Linked DNA regions of Homo sapiens: region 2 is linked to region 1. Evidence: read pairs that join two places in POLR2A ChIA-PET (ENCODE). Cell type or tissue: CD4-positive, alpha-beta T cell. All regions are shown on one strand. Links, peaks and the distances in the headings refer to the core of each region. The heading gives the core; the rest is flanking DNA. Region 1 has its middle 71 kb from the start of MIR1538. Region 2 overlaps SNTB2 (syntrophin beta 2).

What was found. ChIA-PET counts read pairs that join two places held together with the same protein. Peaks named below come from ENCODE experiments on the same cell type or tissue, not always from the same donor. Only the 100,000 strongest peaks of a DNase experiment are listed, where the experiment ranks them.
Region 2: POLR2A ChIA-PET joins it to region 1 with 5 read pairs; 2 of 35 experiments call an interaction of 5 or more read pairs at or near these places.

The regions. Positions count from the first base shown.
Region 1 is chr16:69,493,907-69,496,820 of GRCh38, reverse strand. No RefSeq gene overlaps it. Among named protein-coding and RNA genes, the nearest start is that of MIR1538, 71 kb to the left of the region's middle. In CD4-positive, alpha-beta T cell, for the core only: no CTCF peak of the experiment used is centred there; a DNase peak (open chromatin) is centred at 1,750.
Region 2 is chr16:69,297,637-69,300,550 of GRCh38, reverse strand. SNTB2 (syntrophin beta 2) reads right to left here. Exons shown (of 7, transcript NM_006750.4): 6 at 777-961. Among named protein-coding and RNA genes, the nearest start is that of VPS4A, 12 kb to the left of the region's middle. In CD4-positive, alpha-beta T cell, for the core only: no CTCF peak of the experiment used is centred there; a DNase peak (open chromatin) is centred at 1,570.

The sequences.
Region 1 (2,914 bases), core at 298-2,797:
AGATCTATTTTTCTGCTCTTCTCTGACCCTGGGAAGCTGACCTTTGGGGACCTCCTCACCCTCTGGCTTCCTGTTGGGTTCTGCCAATAGGGAGCTCTGCCAGGAGATCGGAGGTCAAGAGGAGACCACCATTGAGATATTTCCCACCTGCTTCAGCCTGGATCAGGGGGCAGTGGATACATCTCCACAGCCTCCATCCCCCTCAAGGCGGCTCCTCCATAGTGCAGCTCTCCCGGGTGCCCTTGAACTCTTCTGCCCCTGGGTGCTAAGAGCTTCCTGCTGTTGCAAGGCCAGGGATGCCTCACTGTCTCTGCAGATTCCTTTAGTCCCATCCATCTTGCTGTAAATAGTTCTTTTACTAATTTTTATTATTTTTTCTTCCCCCCACCCATTTAAACCCGGTTGAGTTTTTGAGTGTGCCTTCTGTATCCCACTGGAATCTGACCGATATAGGATGTTGCATTTTTATCAGGTACAGGGTCCAGATTTGGCTCAAGCCAAAGAAATGAAGCTCTAATCATAGAATTTGGGGCTAAAGAGAGTCCAGAGAGAGAAGGTATTTTTAAAGGGGAAAGTGTGTGGGTGTTTCTCAGTGCCTCAGAATCCAACTACAGCAAGGGCTGGAAGTGAGTTTCTCACTAATTTTATTCTCTTCAGCCGCCATGTACTGAGACACTGCTGTGTTCCAGACACCGTGCTCGGGATTGTGGGAACCGAAGACGATCAAGACCAGGCCCCGTGTCCCAGAACCTTGCATTTGGGGACACACACGACCAGGGCAGGATGAATGCCCTGGCACGGAATTGAATGTGACAGGCAGCCAAGCAGTGCAAAGCTGGCTGAGATAAGGGCCTAAACACAGTTCAGACAGAACAGTGGCTGAGCAGCAGATGGAGGCTATGTTCCAATGCTGGGGACCTGGGAGGAACTTGGGGCCCAGGAGGAGGTCACACAGGTCCCTGGAGGACTGTGAAGTCGGCCTATCAGCACCCTCAGTGCAAAAACCAGGACAAGCCCCTCTCTGTGACCCCCTCAGGGAAGCCTTCTCAGATACCCAGGCAGGTTTTCGTTGTTGTTGTTGTTCGCGATGGAGTTTCACTCTGTCGCCAGACTGGAGTGCAGTGGTGCGATCTTGGCTCACTGCAACCTCCGACTCCCTGGTTCAAACGATTCTCCTGCCTCAGCCTTCCGAGCAGCTGTGATTACAGGCATGTGCCACCATACCCAACTAATTTTTGTATTTTTAGTAGAGACGGGGTTTCACCATGTTGGCCAGGATGGTCTCGATCTCCTGACCTCGTGATCCGCCCGCCTCAGCCTCCCAAAGTGCTGGGATTATAGGCGTGAGCCACCACGCCTGGCCGGCCAGGCAGTTTTATTTGCTGTTCCCCAACTCTTCCTGCCTGTCTCCTTTCCTTGGACATTTCCCACTGATCAACGGCTTCCCATGCATACACATTATGCTGGGGCTTTGCGGCTTGAGCTCATTCAGTCCTTCCAACCACCTTTGGGGGAGGCCTCATGCATCCCATTTTATAGCTAAGTAAACTGAGGTTCAGGCCCAGCAACTTGTCCAAGATTTTATAGTCACTGAAAGAACCACAGTTTAAATCCAGACTGCCTTACTCCAAAATGCACACTCTCAACTATTCTATTGTTGCTTTTATTTCTAACTTGCAGGAATAGCAGCATCTACTACCAGCCAGGAGTGGTGCTGGGCACTTTGCAGTCAGTCCTCACAGCGCCCCCATGAGGTAGATCCTAGGATTCTCCTCAGTTTCCAGATGAAGAAACTGACCCATCGGGAGGTGACTTCACTCCCTGAAGGGCCCACAACCGGGTGGTGGTGGAGCCAGGGTTTGAACTCAGGAGACTCCCAGTTCATGCCCCCAGCCACTACATTCCTTGAGGGGAAGACCTAAGCTATTCTTTTTAAATAGACCTTCTTTTGTAGGACCTTTTAGATTTACAGAAAAATTATGAAGGTAATACAGAGTTTCCATATAACCCATTTCCAGTTTCTACTATTATTAACATCATCTATTAATAGGATACATTTGTTATAATTAATGTACCAATATTGATATATCATTATTAACTTAAGTCCCTACTTTATTCACATTGCCTTAGTTTACCTAATGCCCTGTTTGTGTTCCAGGTCCCATCAGGATACTATAGGACATTGTGTTGTCACATCTCTTTTATTTATTTATTTATTTATTTTTGAGATGGAGTCTTGCTCTGTCCCCTAGGCTGGAGTGCAGTGGCGCAATCTCAGCTTACTGCAACCTCTGCCTCCCGGGTTCAAGTGATTCTCCCGCCTCAGCCTCCTGAGTAGCTGAGATTACACGTGCCCACCACCACACCTAGCTGATTTTTGTATTTTTAGTAGAGATGGGATTTCGCCATGTTGGCCAGGCTGGTCTCGAACTCCTGCCTCAAGTGATCTGCCCACCTCGGCCTCACATTGTCACACCTCTTTAGGCTCCTCTTGGATGTGACAATTTATCACACTTTCCTTGTTTTCGATGACCTTAACAATGTTTTAAATTGTGGTAAAATATATGTAACATAAAAATTATCTTAACCACTTTTAAGTGCACAGTTCAGTTGTGTTAAGTATATTTACATCGTTGTGAGTCAGATCTCCAGAATTTTTGCATCTTGCAAAATAGAAACTCTATACCCATTAAACAGCAACTTCCCATTACCCCTCCCCTAAACTCCTGGTCACCACCATTCTACTTTATGTTTCTATGCATTTGACTACTTTAGATACCTTGTATAAGTGAAATTATATAATATTTGTCTTTTTGTGACCAGGTTATTTTACCTTACATAACATCTTCAAATTTCATCCATGTCATGGCATGTATCAGAATTTCTTTCCTTTTTAAGGCTGAATAACATTTCA
Region 2 (2,914 bases), core at 114-2,613, 200 kb after region 1:
AGGCCAGGCACGGTGGCTCACGCCCATAATCCCAGCACTTTGGGAGGCTGAGGCGGGCAGATCATGAGGTCAGGAGATTGGGACCATCCTGGCTAACACGGTGAAACCCCATCTCTACTAAAAATACGAAAAATTAGCCAGGCATGGTGGCACGTGCATGTAATCTCAGCTACTCGGGAGGCTGAGGCAGCAGAATTGCTTGAACCAGGGAGGCAGAGGTTGCAGTGAGCTGAGATGGTGCCACTGCACTCCAGCCTGGGCGACAAAGCGAGACTCCGTCTCAAAAAAGAAAAAAAAAAGAAAAATGACGGCAACAAAAACCAACACCCAATGCCATCTTGAAAACTGAAGAAGAGCAGATACAGTGGCTCACACCTGTAATCTCAACACCTTGGGAGGCCAAGATGGGAAGATCACTTGAAGCCAGGAGTTCAAGACCATCCTGGGCAGCAAAGCGAGACCTCATCTCTATAAAGAATATAAAAAATTGGCCAGGCATGGTGGCACACACCTATAGTCCAGTCCCAGTTACTCAGGAGGCTGAGGTGGGAGGATCACTTGAGCCCAGAAGGTATAGGCTGCAGGAAGCTATGATTGCACCACTACACTCCAGCCTGGGTGACAGAGACCCCATCTTTAAAAAAATTTTTTTTAATTTAAAATTTCATGGTTCTAAATGGAATGTCAGTCCATGACTTTGTATATAAGGGGTAAGAAGTAATGAGAAGGAAAGAGAACATCTATTAGATAAACATGTGTTTCAGAAACACTCTTACCAGTTCTCCCTCGGGACCACCAAAATCCAAGTATAGATTTCGGATGCCATCATCAGCAGACATCTTCAGCCTTTCAAAGGGGTAGCGGTACAATATGCTGCTGGAGCCTCCATTTTCCCTTGAGATGGTGAACCCATTTTCATAGTGAATAGTAAGCCTCACCTCTTGGCCATTTAACATGCAGCCTGTTGAAGAAAAGCAAAAAACATTAGTTGTAAAGTTGCTATGTCAGTTATCAAGTGAAAAGGGAATCTTCTGACTTCAAAATAGGAAAAATATTTTCTTGAGAATGTGTGATACCTAACCTGTATGGAAACTTCTAAAGTGTGTTTTGTGCTAGGCGTGGTGGCTCACGCCTGTAATCCCAGCACTTTGGGAGGCCGAGGCAGGCGGATCGCAAAGTCAGGGGTTTGAGACCAGCCTGACCAACATGGTGAAACCCCGTCTCTACTAAAAATATAAAAATTAGCTGGGTGTGGTGGCGGGTGCCTGTAATCCCAGCTACTCAGGAGGCTGAGGCAGGAGAATTGCTTGCACCCGGGAGGCGGACGTTGCAGTGAGCCAAGATTGCACCACTGCACTCCACCCTGGGCGACAGAGCAAGACTGTCTCAAAAAAAAAAAAAAAAGAAGTGTGTTTTGTTTTGGTCACTGAGATGAGGCAGAAATGACCATAACACTCCTTGACATCTGTTCGATTTAATTCCTCGAGTACCCACTGAACACTCATACTGGCAAGTGTGTGTAGGCTGTGCAAGGCACTAGAGAAGTAAGAGGCACAGTCCCTGCTCTCAAGGACTTTGTAAACTCATTGGCATAGACAGGAAATCCCCAATTGTGTAAGGCAGAATGTACAGAACATGAGCAAACACCAAAGTGAATGAGGCCAAAGTCAAGAAAAGGTTTCCTGGAGGAGATGGGCCTTCAGATAGGCCCTAAAGAATTGGTAATACTGGCCGGGTACGGTGGCTCACACCTGTAATCCCAGCACTTTGGGAGGTCGAGGTGGGCGGATCACTTGAGGTCAGGAGTTAGAGACTAGCCTGGCCAACATGGCGAAACCCCGTCTCTACTAAAAATACAAAAATTAGCCAGCCATGGTGGCACATGCCTGTAATCCCAGCTACTTGGGAGGCTGAGGCAGGATAACTGCTTGCACCTGGGAGGCAGAGGTTGCAGTGAGATGAAATCACGCCACTGCACTCCAGCCTGGGTGACAAGAGCGAGACACTGTCTCAAAAAAAAAAAAAAAAAAAAAAAAAAGAATTGGTAAAACTGGACAGGCAGGGAGGAAGAGGCAGAAGGACTGAACTGGGCAAGAAGGACCAACCAAAGGAGCAAAGGCAGAGAGGCCTTTCAGGAGCCGTGACATGGTTTGGTTGGCATTTGGGATGAAGATAAAGATTATGTTCATCAAAGTTAAAGGCTATACTCAGCAAAAGTCACAGTCAACGCTATCAAAGATACAATTCAAAGGACACCTCTGAATTGACAGGATACAAACAATTTTGGTCATCAAGACTGGCAAATGCCCCAGGTGTGGTGGGTCATGCTTACAATCCCAGCACTCTGGGAGGCTAAGGCAGGAGGCAGGAGGATCACTTGAGGCCAGGCGCTAGAGAACAGCCTGGGTAACATGGCAAGATCTCATTTCTATAAAAATAAAAAATGTATCTGGGCATGGTGGTGTGTGCCTATAGTCCCAGCTACTCAGGAGGCTGGGGTGGGAGGATCACTTGCGTCCAGGAGTTCAAGGCTGCAGTGAGCTATGATCATGCCACTGCACTCTAGCCTGGGTGACAGAGCAATGTCTAAACAATTTTAAAAAGAGAGATTTAGAGATTCTTTTTTTTGTTTGTTTTGAGATGGAATCTCCTTCTGTCACCCAGGCTGGGGTGCAGTGGCGTGATCTCGGTTCATTGCAACCTCACCCTCCTGGGCTCAAGCAATTCTTCTGCCTCAGCCTGCTGAGTAGCTGGGATTACAGATGTACACCACCACGCCCGGCTAATTTTTTTGCATTTTTAGTAGAGACAGGGTTTCACCACGTTGGCCAGGTTGGTCTTGAACTCCTGACTGCAAGGGATCCATCCACCTCGGCCTCCCAAAGTGTGGGGATTATAGGCGTGAGCCATTGCA